Regions from separate parts of the Mus musculus genome. Here region 1 is linked to region 2. A link is a loop called in an ENCODE intact Hi-C map of the cell type or tissue named here. Cell type or tissue: left cerebral cortex. All regions are shown on one strand. Links, peaks and the distances in the headings refer to the core of each region. The heading gives the core; the rest is flanking DNA.

Region 1 (4,410 bases), core at 696-3,195, 84 kb before region 2:
ATTAATTCTATTTGTGGTCAGAATTTCTTCAGAGTTTTCAAGTCCAAGGGATGATAGTGCATGCCTCACACCCCTGAAGGAAAGGAAAGGCCTGTCAATGCAGGAAAATTAGACACTTGCCTAAACACTGACCAGTCATTAGGGAAGAAATGAATAAATGAAAACAGGTCCAAAGGAGTGTAGTGGTTTGAATAGCTTTGGCCCCCATAGATCATGTCTTTGAATATGCTTGGCTGAGGGAGTGGCACTATTAGGAGGTGTGACCTTGTTGAAGGGAATGTGTCACTGTCAGAGTGGGCATTGAGACCCTCATCCTACCTGCATGGAAAACAGTCTTCTGGATGCAGTGGGATCAAAATGTAGAATACTCAGTTCCGTCTCCAGCTCCATGCCTGCCTGCACTCTGCCAAGCTTCCAGCCAATGTAATAATGGACTAAACCTCTAAGCCCATAAGCCAGCCACAATTAAATGTCCTTATAAGTCTTGCCTTGGTCATGGTGTCTCTCCACAGCGATGGAAATCCTAACTAAGACAAGGAATTCATGTAGATTGAAATAGTTTTTTGAATACACAAACGCCCCATGCCTTACTGTAAGGAATTGTATATCTAGAGTGCTGCTGGAGAAGATTTTTCAGAGAGATGAAGGATACGCCAAGAAATAGAAGGTAAGGGATGCAGGAAACAGATCCCAGCTCAATAATGGGCAAGAAAGTCCCCAAATCAACAATGAAGAGAGATCCTCAAGTGGAAGAAGGACAGAGGACTCCAAAGACCTCTTGTGAGATCTTAGGAGATACCCAGGGGGAACCCCTGGGATCCAGGAATTCTGAAAACACTAGCGCTCCAGTGGAGGGTTTGGGGCTTCCTCCATGGTGTGGAAAATAGACCACCAAATGAAAACATGAAACACCTATTAAGTGGAGGGAAAACAAAAAAAAAATTTTTGCAAGAAGGAAAATTAGTCCTAAATATATTATATGATCCAGTGGTATATTGGTTGAAAATTGATGTAACCAAATGTATTACATCACTAATTCAGAAAATCTGTGGTCACAGAGCACCTAAGGGCCTGGGTGGGAGACTGAGAGCACCTACAGAGGTGAAGGGAAGGAAGCATCGATGTGGATAGAGATCTTGTGCTGTGAAGGAAACAGCCAAATAACTAAAAGGGTGAAAACTTTAGACATTAAGGAGGAGGATGTAGGAGAACAGACAGCTGCTATTAGAAATGAAAACTGCTGCCCTTGTCTAAGGAGTCCACTGATGGTTGCATCCACCTGACATGTTCAAAGCAGATGTGAAGCGCTTACAGAAAAATTAAAAGTTTCTCAGTCAGGATCTCACTGTGTAGTGGGGCTGGTCTGGAACTTTCTGTAACCCAGGCTGGCCTTGAATTTGCATCAATCCCCCTGCCTCTGCCTCCTAAGTACCTGGATTACAAGCATGTGTCACCAGCTATAAAGCTACAGTTTTAAAAATCAGAAGGACCATATTTGTTGTTGTTTGTTTGTTTGTTTGTTTGTTTAGTTTTTAGGAGGGAACGGCAGAAGCAATATATTGAGATAATTCCATGAACGGAACAGCGCTCAAGCAGGACGCAGTAGCTTGTGGTGAAGATTTTATAGTTACTAAAGCTGGAAGGTTGGTAGCTCTACAGCAAACGTGGCATTGAGAAATCACCAAAGGAGGCTTGGAAACAAACATTTCATAAGTGTCATCTGGAGTGTCCAGAGAGACACTCCAGTAAAAGAGCAGTCAAGAACCCCAGGCTAGTAGTTCAGTGATTGGACTGAAGCTGCAATCAAGGTTATTAGAATACTCGTTACAGACATTTCTAACCAGGGTGTTAGAATATAAGAATTAAGTTCAAATTCTTTAATGAGCCTTATAGTAAAAAAATATTTGGAGTTTTAGAATGATTGTGTATTTTTCCAGGACACCACACAAAGAATATGACCCTGTTTTCAGTGGACACACAGTTGTCTTTCATGGGACAGAAACACAAACCCTGTATTAAGAAAGTGAATCTTAGGGCATATTGTCATTCCTATCCTGGTACAAAGCCCTGGCCCTGTTCTTTAGCCGCACAAGGGGCGGCATTGTGTGCCTGAGATGAGTGTTTGAGCTGAAGTTCCTGGCTTGGCTGGGATCTTCCGTTTGGCTGCGCTTCCCCAGAGATCAGCTGCCTGTCACAGGCTCTGCACTATTGACACCCCAAACAAGGCGCAAGCAGGGAAAACAAACAAGGCCAAGCTGCTTTTCCTTGCTGATGAGTCAAAGGCTACACTCAAGCTACCAAATGTTAGATTAAATTTCATCGTGAGATGAAAGTGAGCTTCCTGGAGGACTCCTTATCTGTTTTTGTTAATTTCGAACTCAGGACTTGGCTTCCAACCAACAGCATAATTGGTAACAAATGTCGCCTTCTTCCCGCACTCCCTTCTGCTGTGCTTCCTAGCATGGCTTGTGCCACACTCACCCTCCAAACAGACGGAACATGAACAGAACAGTCTAGCTCTTACTTTTGTTTTTTAAAGCTTACCATCGCATTTTAGTGCTGATTTCCCCATCTGCCCCTTGCAACTTACTACCACCTTCCAAACAGTTCTATCTAAAGCATCTACAATACCATAGATAAGTGTAGTTAAGAGAAGGGCATCCGTTTGGAATTCAGAGATTCCACATAGTCTGCCAACACCCCCCACAGTATTTAATTGACAAATATATGTGTGCCAATGTGTTTAGCAGCTTCTCTTCGCAAAAGTGAACAAAATGAATAGTTGTCAAGGGGCAGAGGAAGGTCCCACATCAGAGGGGCTGAGCACTGCAGAGTCAGTCCACCACCACACCATTGCCGTATGCCGGTGGATGGCAATCGCACCTATCAGCAGAGCAAGTAGATATCCAAAATGCTACTGAGGATGGATGAGGAAGCAACTGGAATAGACTATTTATTTATGCTTGATAACACCCATACATTTCGAAGAATACAATACTGAGAGATCGGTTTTAAATGATTTTAAACATTAAACAAACATCTAAAGTCGCCTGATAGATCAATAACAGATTTGCTTTGGAGCTAGCAGACAGGACAGACACTTCTCCAATGTCAACTGAACACATTTAGAGATATCCCGGGGTAAAGGTTTGTGTCCAGCCTGGACAGCTATCCTTGTCCTGGTGGTCCTTTGGCTCGAGTCCTTGCGAAGGTCCCTCGCTGGAGTTCACAGGATACAGCAATGTTTTGGAAATGGGAGAAAGCTGGGGCAAGGCATCTGGGAAGTTCTCTAGAGCTGGAAAAGGAAGGGAAGGGGCTTGCCCCAGGAGCCCAGAAAAGAAGGCAGTCCTGCCAACCTGACTGTTGGAACTTGGACTCCAAACTGGAGGGTTATACACTCGCCTCTCAAGATGCTAAACTTGTACTCCTTCATCATAGTAGCCAAAGGAACCCAGTATGCAATGTGCTCTGGACCCTTGTTCGGCCCTGACTGCCCTGTCCTATAACTGTGGTCAGGTGAAAGGTCATTTACATGCCAACACATACTTTCCACCATGCCTATGGCTGCATTTAAAGTATTTGTAATTAGCAGTTAAAAAAAAAATGAGCTGGGCGTGGTGGCGCACGCCTTTAATCCCAGCACTCGGGAGGCAGAGGCAGGAAGATATCTGAGTTCGAGGCCAGCCTGGTCTACAAAATGAGTTCCCGGACAGCCAGAGCTATACAGAGAAACTGACTCAGGGGGGGTGGGGAACTATTCTAAGCATTAGCATCTCTGCCTTGGTTTAGGAGCAAAGTGCCAACACACTTGTTTGTGTGCACGTGCGCTTGTCACACGCGCACATGTCATAGTGTGACTGTGGAGGTCAGAGGACACATTTTGGGAGTCAGTTCTCCCCATGCCCCATGTGGGTCCCAGGGATCCAGCTCAAGGTGTCAGAGTAGGTGGTGGGCACTTTACCTGCTGAGCCATCTTGCCAGCCCCCATTTTCCTCCTTTCTTTCATCTTGTCTTGTCTGGAGACAGGGTGTCATGAAGCTAAGCCAGCCACACATTTACTGTAGCACATTACTGTGTAGCCTAAGCTGGTCTTGGATCTGATTCTCCTGCCTCCATCATCTCCTCTGTGTTGAGATCACAGTTATGTATCACCACACCCAGATTAGTGGCAACAGATTTGCAAGAACAGAATTCAGTGTTCTCTGAAGTGCTTGAAAAGTAGCCTTTAAAGAGGAAACTTAAACCCAGGGACGAATATCACAGGATGAGATATGATTTCTCTGACATAGAAAGAGTTAACAACATCCCTGCATAGGTCTCCTGAAGGAAGGAAGTGGCAGAGTACAAAAGAAACACCTACAATATGCTAGCTGTCTTAGAGTTTTACTGCTGTGAAGGGACACCATGACC
Region 2 (4,410 bases), core at 1,205-3,704:
TGGCTCACGCACTCAGGCAGATCTCTGTGAGTTCGAGGACAGCCTGGTCTACATAGTGAGTTCTAGGACAGCCAGAGCTACATAGTGAGACCTTGTCTCGAATCCCTACTTGCCCACCCCAAAGAATTAGGTAAGCTTTGAACAACAACAACAACAACAACAAAATAACCACAAAAGCAATCAACATGGGGAAAGTTGGGATACTACTAGGACTTCGTATTTTAGGGCTCGTTAAGCTATGGGAGATTATAATTAGTAGCTATAAGGAGGAGGCATAAAGATGAAAGAAAAGACAGGAAGCAGAAGAGTGTGTGAGGCGGCAGAAAGGATGGAAACCATGCCTCATGGAAGACAGGGTGGGACACAGAAGAAACAGGCTAACGAACACCTAAGCGTCATGAGACACACATGCAGGCGTAGACACTGAACACTAGAAGGTAAGAGATAAAGAGAGAATTCCTGCCAACTGAGTTAAAAGGAGATGTTCTCAGCTCCAGCTCCAGCAGGCTCCCTGCAGTGGTGTGTGGCAGATAGGGGAACGGGACTCTGTGTCTCTGCGGTCTCTGTGTTCATGGAGTCTATGGGACTTTGGGGGCCAGCCTGCTTCTCAGATGTCCTGTCCTCTGTGCTTCCCTCTCTGCTACTTAACGTTTACCTGAAAAACTCTGCTGCTGGTATTATCCCCCCCATCTCCCACCCACTCAGAAAAATTCCTTGTACTTTCTTTGTTTGTTTGTTGATTGGTTAGTTTGGTTTTTTGCTTTTGTTTTTTTGTTTTGTTTTGTTTTTGTTTGTTTTTTGACACATGGCTTTGCTATGTAGCCCTGGTTATATGAGAATTCTCTATGTACACCAAGCTAGTCCCCAAATGGCAATGATCCTTCAGAGTGTTTCCTAAGCCGACGTGTGTCACCATGTCCAGTTGGGTTTTTTTTTTTCTTTTTTTAGATTTTATTTATTTATTTACTTATTTCTTTAATGTATGAGTGCTCTATCAGCATGCACACCTGCATGCCAGAAGAAGGCATCAGATCCTATTACAGATGGTTGTGAGCTACCACATGGTTGCTGGGAATTGAAGTCAGGACCTCTGGAGGAGCAGACTGAACCATCTCTCCGTTGGTTTTTGAGATAGGGTCTCGCTCACTCAGTAGTCATCCTGCATTAAATTTCTCACTCAGGTGATACACAAACCGTATTTGCAGGAAAACAAAGGGAGAATAAAAATTCGTTCTCTTGGATCAGGAGGGGGATAAAGTCTGGACTGTAAGACAAAAAAAAAAAAAAAATTAAAGAATAAGTTTAAAAAAAAATCTTTCACCAGCAATTGGTCACCTATATTGTGACAATACATACCTGGTAGTCAGGAGCTCTGGTTTAGCCATTGAAAATTAAAGGAAAATTTGCTAAAATAATTGTTTAAAAGCTCTAGCTCACAGTCAGTATGCTTACACCACAGATAGTGAGGTCTCACCCTGGAAAGACCTAACTCAGAAGCTCTGGGAGAGGCCTGGGAACCTGGGCTTTTAATTGGTACCCAGGTGGCAGTGATGCGGCAGCTGCAGTGACTCCACATACCCCACCCTCCCACCGAGCACTCACAGAATGCTCAGCTAATTAATGTATGCTCAGGGCGGCGCTTCCCAGCAGCGGGCGGGAGAACCTGCTCACCGACCGTCAGCTGGGGAAGCTCTCAGAGGCGTTTGCATTTCTACTACCGTAGAAATCTGCAGTACCACACTGCAGTGTTTAATAAAGTCTATGAACCCCCTGACTATGCTCTTAACTCTTTAAAGGTGGGCCAGTAGTTCCCAAAGACAGCGACCTGCTGACTAACAACAGCAGCATCACATGAGACACTGTTTAAAATGCTACTCCTGTTTTAACAGGCTCCCCTTCCAAAGGATTCTGCTGAGTGCCAAAGTTTGGGAACCCTTGACAGAGGCTAAGCTCAGAAAGGTGCCAACTGTTCCCCTCCATCTGTCTCCTCCTCGCCTTGCTGTGTTTTGTTCTTTCCCTGGAGAACATATTTGTTTATTCTCTGTATTATCTAAACACTGGGTCGAGGCCTTAACATACCAGGTGGAGAAGAGTCTAGAGAAACCTTTTTTCCCTGTCTGTCTGTCTGTGCCTCCCCCCTCCCCCCCAAGCTTACAGGTAGCTGTGATTTGCCTGATGTAGGTGCTAGGAACCAAATTGGGTACCTACTGTAAGAGCAATACCCACTCAACCACCAAACTATTTCCCCCACCCTCACCCCGATTCTGCTTTCAAAAGAACTTACTTGATGAATTGTGTTTTAAAGTGTTTTTTAAAAGAAAACTTACCAGTTTAAAATTTTTAGCAGATCGCTGTAACTATCATCCTCACAAGCCTCCCATACTGAAACTGTGCATGAAACAATTGCGCCCCCTTCAGTTCACGGTGATTAGTGCATCCATTGTCATGCCCCTATTGTAGGAGTCTTCAGAAACTGTACCAGTTGCTTCTCCTGTGCTCATATGACGTTTACTATTTTAGGTACATCATGTCTGTGGGGTCATATAGCTCTTTTGTGACTGGCTTCTTTCACTCAGAATGTTTTCTACTATAAGTAAGGCGGGCCCATTCTTTCAGCTTGGAGCCTCTCCTGGGGTCCCAGAGCCAACTTTCTCTTTGCTCAGGTCAAACATCTGATACCTGCCTGGTTCTGGTCCTAATACCTTGCTTTTATCCCACGCTGATGACTAGCTGTAGGGTCAGCCCTGCAGTTTGAACCCCAGTGGATTTTTAGCTGGGAACAATGGCTTGGTGTTAACTCTGAGCAAACCCCCAGGCTGCGCCACTCTGCTATGCCAGGCTTGGAGCTGCTGTCCTGTGGATCTGCAGCTTTGTGTTCTTTGCACAGAGACAAATAATCAATGCCAGGCAGCAGCAGCGGCAGCAAGCTTCAGAATTCAGCTCTCCCAGGCTTACACAACTCTGGCTTGGGAGCCAGTGTGACAGAGACAGGGGACGCAGAGGATGGCACTTCCAGGATTCACACTAACAGTTCCAGGGTTCCACAGGTAAGGCTGATAAGGGATGCTTACTTTGCAAAGGATACTTCCTCATGGATGCCGAATTTTATTTTCAAATTATTTAGTGGTGGTGAGAGGACCCCATGGGGACAGTGAGATGGCTCAGGGGGTTAAGTCCTTTGATCCCAAGTTGCGGACCTCGGTTCCATCCGCAGGACCTTACTCCCACAAGTTGTCTTCTGATCACTACAAGTGACCACCAACACACAGATAAGTAACTGAATATAATTTAAAATGATTCCTAATGGGTTAGTGAAAACTGGTTCTTACCAAATGAAAGAAACCCACTGTTCTGTAAAGAATATACGGCCTTCACTAGGCACAGCCACCCATCAAGAGGGTTTGCTTTGGTGGCAAAAACTTGATTTGATTTTGAGCTGTGGCTGGGGCTGGAGGTGGCTCGTAGCTCAAGGACAGTTGTGCATTTCATTCAGCAACCTGGCTTCCGCAGCGGCAGGAGGAAGTGCAGAGACGAGGGAGAAAATGAGTAGCTCTGGGGTCTTTGATAAAGTCGGTGGAATGTGAAGAATTTAGACTCTGCTTTATTTTAGTATCTGCTGCAGCTCTTTCCCTGACACCTGTAGGGTTTGCTATGTGCATATGCCAGGTTGGTTCCCAATTCTTAAAATGTGTTTTATTCTTATCTTCACATTGACTGTCTGATGAGCTTCAAGCCACACTGGATGCTCTTTCTATGACTGACACTTGTAACTGACATCTGCTATAGCCATACCAACTTCAGTTTGTGTATGAGTGAAAGAGAGGGGATTGGTGACCTTTAAGCTCCACCCTTCACTGCTGGCAGGAAGAGGAAGTGCTCAGAAGGGTTAATTTGACAGGCATCGTTTGATGGGCATATTATTACATCTAGTTTCTATATTGTCACATGAAACACATTTTTTAAAATTTATTTTTGGAATCCATTTCCACACACACAGCTTGGAAGAGCCAAAAGTGATGAGTGCTATCTAGGGTGTGTGCTTTACAGCCAGGCAACTTTTGGTAGCAACAAGCAAGCAGAAATGATTTTGTAATTACAGGATGGTGTAGGCAGCAGGAAGATTGTGTGCTGTGGAACGATGAACAAGATGTAGCCGTTTCTCCTAACAATCGTGCATCTGTTATGCTTGAGACCAATGTGCTATAACAATAGTGACCACACTTTGGCGATACACAGCTTCCAAAGAATGGGTGCACTTTATGGAGACAACTGGGCCACATGTTTGCAATTTTAGCAGATGTCAGAAATGGACACGCCACCCTTGGCACAGGGGACAGAGTAAGACAAGCTCCTTAAGGAGGTGTGTGTCGTTGGTTATGTGACATCCCAGGGGGAAGGCTTATGAGGTCA

Evidence for each region. Peaks named below come from ENCODE experiments on the same cell type or tissue, not always from the same donor. Only the 100,000 strongest peaks of a DNase experiment are listed, where the experiment ranks them.
Region 1: a loop joins it to region 2, with 3.0 times the contacts of the local background. A loop is called at or near these places in 21 of 42 quality-filtered maps.

The regions. Positions count from the first base shown.
Region 1 is chr1:106,153,204-106,157,613 of GRCm38, reverse strand. All of the region lies in intron 2 of Gm20753 (predicted gene, 20753), which reads left to right. Among named protein-coding and RNA genes, the nearest start is that of Gm20753, 16 kb to the left of the region's middle. In left cerebral cortex, for the core only: no CTCF peak of the experiment used is centred there; a DNase peak (open chromatin) is centred at 2,144; H3K27ac peaks cover 1,929 bases.
Region 2 is chr1:106,069,445-106,073,854 of GRCm38, reverse strand. It overlaps the pseudogene Gm26509. Among named protein-coding and RNA genes, the nearest start is that of Zcchc2, 81 kb to the right of the region's middle. In left cerebral cortex, for the core only: a CTCF peak has its summit at 2,421 (motif pointing left); DNase peaks (open chromatin) are centred at 1,610 and 2,413.